2 separate regions of the Homo sapiens genome follow, and region 2 is linked to region 1. Evidence: chromatin contacts called from ENCODE Hi-C or POLR2A ChIA-PET data. All regions are on one chromosome and are shown on one strand. The core of a region is the stretch at or near the end of the contact, and the rest is flanking DNA. Distances in the headings are between cores, read along the strand shown.

Region 1 (3,754 bases), core at 961-3,460:
ATGATGAGGAAGTGCAAAGGACAAGGAAAATGAAGACTGAAGCCCCACTGAATGCAACAGAACACCCACAAATAGCAGATTAAATCCAAGCAAAGGGACTCAGATTGACATGTCTCTGATGTCTCAGTGACCAGGGAACCCCAGATATGCCGGCAAACATGGCTTCGTTTCCCCATCTCATGCAGCACACGTTTGCTGAGCCCTCCGACACACCCGCTGCAATGCAGGTCCTCACTGCCTCCGGCTCCTCCCGACTTCACACCCATGAGGTGCTCCAGTCCAAACCCAGAGAGAGCCCCTGTGCCTCGCTGGGGGAAAGGGGACGTGGGGAGAAGACACTGAACACTCCTCTTCTCTCTTCTTGAGTACCTCTTTTGGCGGGGATGAGACATGGCTGCACATTTTCTAGATAAAGAAGCAGAAGCATAGACTAGAAGGGATGGGGTCAAAGGAACCTCACATGTCCATCAACCATGTGCGCTAACTAGAAGTGTCTGCCTGTGAATGAGTGCTGGGCCTACAGGGAAGACAGGAAGGGGGCTGGCGGTGACACCTCTTATCCAAGGAGTGCAAGGTCCTCAGGCACACTCCTGGGGTCCCGGGCCCACCTCCCCGGAGCAGGGAGAAGTCACTGAGGGCATACAGGGCCATCCCCTTCAGGCTCACCTTGCAATGTGCAGTGTGGTGACTCAGGGCACGCCTAGGCTTCATGTTGCTTCCAGCGACCTTGGCAGTTGCTCAACCTCTCCATGCTTCAGTTTCCTTCTTTGTAATTCAAGAATAATAGTCCTAGTTCACGAGATCAGTGTGAAGACTGAATAATGACCACACGTAGTAAGAACTAAGATTTATTGAACCATGATTTTATTATAAGCCCCGGACACATATGTATCTGGTTGGAGTCCTGCAATGACACTCTGAGGTAGGTACTATTACTATCCTTATTTACAAGTGAGAAGTGGAGTCACAGAGGGGTCGAGCAAGTTACCCACATCATAGAAATGGTGAGCAGGAGCCCAGAGCACTTCACATGAACCCCTCCTCAGCAGCGCCAACTTAAGGACCATCCAATTTCAGATATGCGCTGCTTTAGAGATGGACAAACTGAGGCACAAGGAGGCTGGAGCAGACTCTGCCTGCTCTTCCTCACAATTATTGTAATGCTGCAAAGGCACCCTTGAGGGACAGATGTCAGAGAAGCAAGACAAGAAGCTATGGTGGTGTTACTGACTCTCAGCCTAAGAGCTGAAGGTGCAGGTCTTCCCTCCCCAATGTGAGCGCCAGTTCCAGCCACAAATCTCCTCTCCCAAACTCGCGATTCAGCCCTGCTGATCAACTGCAGAGAAGGTGCTGTAAAAACCGGCTCAAATCTTGAGGTGCCCTAGACATGAGAAAATGGGCTACAGCTACCGCTTAAAAATGTGGACGGATGGACTGCGGGAGGAGGGGCAGTGCGAGAGCAGCAGCCCATCCGTGAAGAGAGGAGAAGCTGGGAATGTGTAAGCAGAGCCATAAATCCCTTGTCAACGCTGCCTCCGTGCCTTCCCTCTGTGGACGGGGCCCGGGGCCTGGGAGGCCTGCAGAGGGGAAGGAAGCCTAGCGTTTAGCCTCTGATGGCCAGAAAGATAGCTCCACACGGTGTCTGTCAGAGCACCAGGAGAGCAGACACACTGAGAGTTTCACTCATTAACATCGGTGTTGCCATGACAATAAGCTGTTGCCAGGTAGCAGCGAACTAGGAGAAGAGTGAGAATTAGCAAAGCCTAAAAATAAAGCTGTTATGTTTCTTCCCCCGTCTAGATGTCCATGTGTAACAGGCAATAATCTCGCCGCCTCCTCCTCACCCCAGCCCTGGAAGACCACATGGGACAGACAGGGCCCTGCACAGAAGGGGAAGGTCACCTCTCCAAGGGAGGCAGAGAAAATAGTACCCGAAGATAGTGGTGGCCAAAATCTGAAGGCCAGCAACAAGCAGCACCAGAGAAAGCTCAAAGTAAAAAAATCCCTGGGAGGGATTTTTCCTTCCCTTAGGAAGTAGCTGACCTGAAGCGTTAACCTCAGTTCCAGATTGGAGCAGGGCCCTTCCAGGCTGTCAGATGCCCGTCCAGCTCCTTGGCTCTGAAAGAATGGGAAATGGCAGGCGCTGGCTCCTGACTGACTTTTCTCCTGGAAAATATTTAGCCGGGCCCCAGCCCCAGAGGCATCTGTGGGAGTCAGGAGCCTAGACTGGGCACATGGGCAGTTCCTGGTTGCTTTTATAAGCATGCTACCGCCAGAGGAGCCACTGTGATAACAATTCCAAACAAGAGGATATTTTAACAATCAACATCACTGAGCAATGTGTTAATATCTCCAAGGGACATGCAATAGAATTATTTTCAGGATCTTCCAGTTTGGCTCTGATGTCAGAGGAGAAAATGCATGGTGTCCAGTTCTGTGCTTCCTTTGTCCATCCCTCCCACCAGACTGTAAGCTCCATGAAGGCAGAAACCATGTCTAACTAGTCACCCTCATGACCGCAGCACCTGCTGTCACACCAGACACTTAGTCAGTGTGCAATAAATACACAGAGGAAAGAGGAAGTGGGGAAGGGGCAACTGACTCAATCATAACAGAGTCAACATTCTAGATAAAACAGTAAATATATTAACAGTAAAAATACCTGGCCTAAATAAAATACATACCTTTCTAAAATTATAAGCTCTGCATTCTAAGGACTGAATCCTATTCCTGATCTAACTCTCTATTCTCAAAAAATAAGTTAGCAAGTATGCAGGTGTCATGCTTTAAGCAGATCAGATTAGTTGAAATCCAGAATTTTGGGGCAATGATTTCCTTTATAAGCAACCGTAAGATTTCCTCAAACACAGAACCTGCATGATCTCTCTAAAGTAAAATTGTTTAATTCAGATAATATGTAATAATCTGGATCTATACATTGAATGAAGCTAGCGGCAACCACTGGATTCCCGGTTTCTTTCCTTGCAACCACACTTACCTTTGAGTTCTCTCTACCACAGGCTGATGAGTGCTCAGGAAATGTAAACAGTGGCTAATTTTGCTATCAGTGCAAGAAACACACATTTAGGAAACAAAATTCATTCTTTGTTTCACCATCACCCCATAAAAACATATAACCTGGAACAAAATATTAATAATTTCTTGGTTCTTTAACTGCTCTGGATTACCCAGCCATTGATCCAAATACCAGCTCCTGCCTCTAGGCCTCCAAGCTTGTGTAAATAACGTAAAGGTAGCAGAAAGAGGCCGGGCGCGGTGGCTCATGCCTATAATCCCAGCACGTTGGGAGGCTGAGGCGGGTGGATCACCTGAGGTCAGGAGTTCAAGACCAGCCTGGCCAACATGGTGAAACCCCATCTCTACTAAAAATACAAAAAAATTAGCCGGGAGTGGTGGTGGGCGCCTGGAGTCCCAGCTACTCGGGAGGCTGAGGCAGGAGAATCGCTTGAACCTGGAAGGCGGAGGTTGCAGTGAGCCGAGACCATGCCATTGCACTCTAGCCTGGGAGAAAAGAGCAAGACTCTGTCTCAAAAAAAAAAAAAAAAAAAAAGCAGCAGAAAGAGTAACAGGTGAAAGAAAGGAGGAGCCAAATGACTGGGAATTTGAGGGCAAGCCCTGCTCATGTCCCCCCAAGCCCTAACCTCCAAGCAAGGCCAAACCTGCATGAATGACTTTACACTCTTAGAAGAAGGAGAGTCTGCTGGTGGGGTCCTACTGAATTAATCATAAAGAT
Region 2 (3,373 bases), core at 280-2,779, 46 kb before region 1:
TAGAGACAGGGTTTTACCATGTTAGCCAGGATGGTCTCGATCTCCTGACCTTGTGATCTGCCAGCCTCGGCCTCTCAAAGTGCTGGGATTACAGGTGTGAGCCACACCACCTGGCCACAATCGGTTTTTTAATGAATTAAGTTGATTTCTAATACAATAAACATGAGTAGCTATAATTTACACAAATAAAAACTCTCTGGGATTCTCAGTAGTTATTGAGAATATAAAGGAGTCCTGAGACCAAAAAGGCTCAGAACTTCTGCATTAACTCATTTAATTCTCAGAATAGCCCTGCAAGGTATATATAATTAACCCCACTTTAGGAGCAAGAATGTTGAGGCAGAGAGAAACAGTGCCTAATCTAAGATCACACAGCCAACAAGTGTTCAAAACAGGACTTTAGCCAAGGAGTCCATGTGATCTCAACCATGATGCTACCCCGACTCCAGGACGGGCCGAGGGCCCCACCAGCAGAAGTGAGAGCCTTGCCTCCATGGGGTTGAGCAATCTGTGCTCCTCTCCTTTTCTCTCTTCTTTCTTTTCTTTCTGTCTCTTTCTTCTTCTTGTTCTTTTTTTTTTTTTTTTTTTTAATAGAGACAGGGTCTCTGTCACCAAGGCTGTAGCACAGTGATATGATCATGGCTCACTACAACCTCAAACTCCTGGGCTCAAGCAATCCTCCCACCTCAACCTCCCAGGTAGCTGGGACTACAGGCACGTGGCATTATGGCCAGCTAATTATTTTTATTTTTGTAGAGACAAGGTCCCACCATCTTGCCCAGGCTGATCTAATTCCTAGGCTCAAGCAATCTTCCTGCTGCTGCCTCCTAAAGTGCTGGGATTAACCAGTGAGAGCCACAGTACTCAGCCCATACTTCTCTTTTTTCCCCAGATTGTGTCAGCCAAGTCAGGCCAAAATGTGCCCCCCACAGCAGGGAATTAGTGACCATGTGGAGGTGCAGGATGTCGGTCTTCCTTCTGATGGTTTGGGACTGCTGGACCCAGGCTGCCAGGCAAGCTGGTTTCTCCTGCACACCAGTGTGCAGTCTGGTGGATGCTGGTGGGGAGAGGGGGATTCTCTGAGCATGACCATGAGAACACCCAAGAAAGCGGGACTTAGCTCACAAAGCTATTACTAGTGCTTTCTGTCACCCAGGCTGGAGTGCAGAAGTACAGTTCTAGCTCACTGCAGCCTCCACCTCCTGGGCTCAAGCAATTCTCCCACCTCAGCCTCCCAAGTAGCTAGGACCAAAGGCACGTGCCACCATGCCTGGCTAATTATTTTACTTTTTTAGTAGAGACCAGGTCTTGCTACATTGCCCAGGCTGTAATGCACTCATTCTTACTGATAAAATGAAAAACAAAACAAAACGTATAGCTCCTGCTCTGCATTACATTAAGAAAGCTACACACTTAGATCTGATACAATGCTTAGTCTAATAATGACAGGCTGTCTCCGGGCCAAAAAAATAAGTCGTCCCCAACCACTTCCTCCTGTCAAAAGACACTGGAAAATTCTGCCCTGCTCTTAGCTCCCCCTTGCAACATCTCAAAGCGGCTCTGCTTCTTAAAGAGGCAACTTACTTCTGGTCTCCTGAGGTTTGTTTTGTTCTTTTTTTCTTTTTTTGATAAAGACATTAATTTTCCTCATTAGCATTTTGAATTCACTCAGGGATGTTTTAACTACTTAGTTATGATCCAAATAAAGAGTGGCTTGCAGCCCCTCTCAGAGGCTGTTTTAAGCTAACCAGTCTCAAACTTCAGCATACATCACAAAAACCTGGTGGGCTTGTTAGAACACAAACTGCTGGGTCCCGTGTGGGGCAGGGCGGGGTGTGGGGAGCTTCCTTTTTGTAGAATCGGCACTTCTAGTAGGTTCCCAGGTGATTTTGATGCAGCTGGTTCAGGGCCATATTCTGAGAACCACTGCTTTAAGCTACCTTTCCTTAAATGGAAAAGAAAAACAATTAAGTGAAGGAAATATTGAGTTCCGTGATTTCCCCAGGGCCAGGTGAAAGACTTCCACTTATGAAAAGGCCTTGGTTAGGAATCATGCTGAACTCACTAGTGTAATTCCATCTCCCTCATCTATTTTTGGAATTTGAAAACACATATGTTAATTTATATTGAATTCATAATATTACTTTATTAATCCATCTCTCAAATGGATTACTTTTTAAGGGAGATTTGTGCCTTCTTCTCTCCTGAAAACTTAAATATTCATTTTAATGAGACAAAAATAACCAGAATTTGATCAGAAATATTCGGTAACTTTAAGGAGCTGATGCTCACATATCTACAATAATAAGATAGAAAATATTCAGGCGTCTTAAAATACGAGTTATCTGAAATCGAGAGGGAAGAGATTAAAGTGATGATGAAAGGGACAGTCTGGAAGGGCAGCATTGATACAGCAGAAGGGGCCCTGGATTAAATCTGGTTGGGAAACCCAGTCCCAGTTACCCCACTGAGGAGCCTTATGGGCTCGGAAAATTGGTTTTTATGGACCTCAGGTTCTACATATGCAAGATGAAGATAACACCGTCCTCCAAAGACGATGATATAATTAAATTTAGTTGTTTTATCCCACATCATTTTTTAAGAACTTGAGATTTTTAAAATTTCACATTTAAAAAAAAAACTTGAGGAAAAAATGAGTTTTCAAAAATTAATGAGTAAAATACATATTTTAAAACAATATATACCAACCAAAAACACACAGTAAAATTATTCTGACTAATCACAAATGCTGGCCTAAGTTTCCTGGCAGTTAAACTGAAGAAGGGAATTATTACATAACTCTCATTATCTCATAAATTGAGAGGCGGAAACAAGCGAATTCCTCAAAGCAATGAATGAGATCATGTGTGTGAAAGCTTCTGGCAAATAACCAGAAATAAGATGTCATTATTAAGGTTTCAGGAAGAGGTGGGATATGAGCTTTACTATGGTGGGACAGGGCAGACCCCAAACACAGCAGGTGATGAGATGTAGTACAAAGAAACTCTGCCTCCCTCTTCTCTTTCCTTTGGCTTGGTTCTCAAACCTCTGCCTACTGCAGAGTGGGAGTGCACGTGCTGAAGGCAGATTGAGGGTGCTCTTCAATCAAGTTGAGAGTGTAGCATTCACTTGTATGAAAATGCCGCTTCTGTAGGTCAAAAAATATCAGTGATTTCCTAAGGTTAAACCTAACAGTAAGACCAAGTGAAGTGGAGGCAACAGGTATAAAGAATATACCATTTCAAGGCTGTCTTTGCAGTTCTAACAGTTAGAAAAGAACATTCTGAAGACTAGAGAGTTAAACCTTAGTTTGGAACCTCACTGCTTGAGAACCTGGGAGAATCTGGAGGAGAAGAGATCAATGAAAATGCTT

Evidence for each region. A loop is a pair of places that touch in the nucleus more often than their neighbours do. ChIA-PET counts read pairs that join two places held with the same protein, here RNA polymerase II (POLR2A).
Region 2: a map of ascending aorta shows a loop between it and region 1 (2.2-fold over the local background). The contact joins two enhancer-like sites. A Hi-C loop is called at or near these places in 3 of 168 maps with a recorded cell type or tissue (Right ventricle myocardium inferior, ascending aorta and chondrocyte). POLR2A ChIA-PET finds 5 or more read pairs at or near these places in 1 of 52 experiments (OCI-LY7).

Annotation. Positions count from the first base shown.
Region 1 is chr12:2,211,532-2,215,285 of GRCh38, reverse strand. All of the region lies in intron 3 of CACNA1C (calcium voltage-gated channel subunit alpha1 C), which reads right to left. Among named protein-coding and RNA genes, the nearest start is that of CACNA1C-AS4, 10 kb to the left of the region's middle. Within about 2 kb of position 2,210, at least 5 of the 41 ENCODE cell types and tissues checked have a DNase peak (open chromatin) inside an H3K27ac peak, as active enhancers do.
Region 2 is chr12:2,257,692-2,261,064 of GRCh38, reverse strand. All of the region lies in intron 3 of CACNA1C (calcium voltage-gated channel subunit alpha1 C), which reads right to left. Among named protein-coding and RNA genes, the nearest start is that of CACNA1C-IT3, 10 kb to the left of the region's middle. Within about 2 kb of position 1,529, at least 3 of the 41 ENCODE cell types and tissues checked have a DNase peak (open chromatin) inside an H3K27ac peak, as active enhancers do.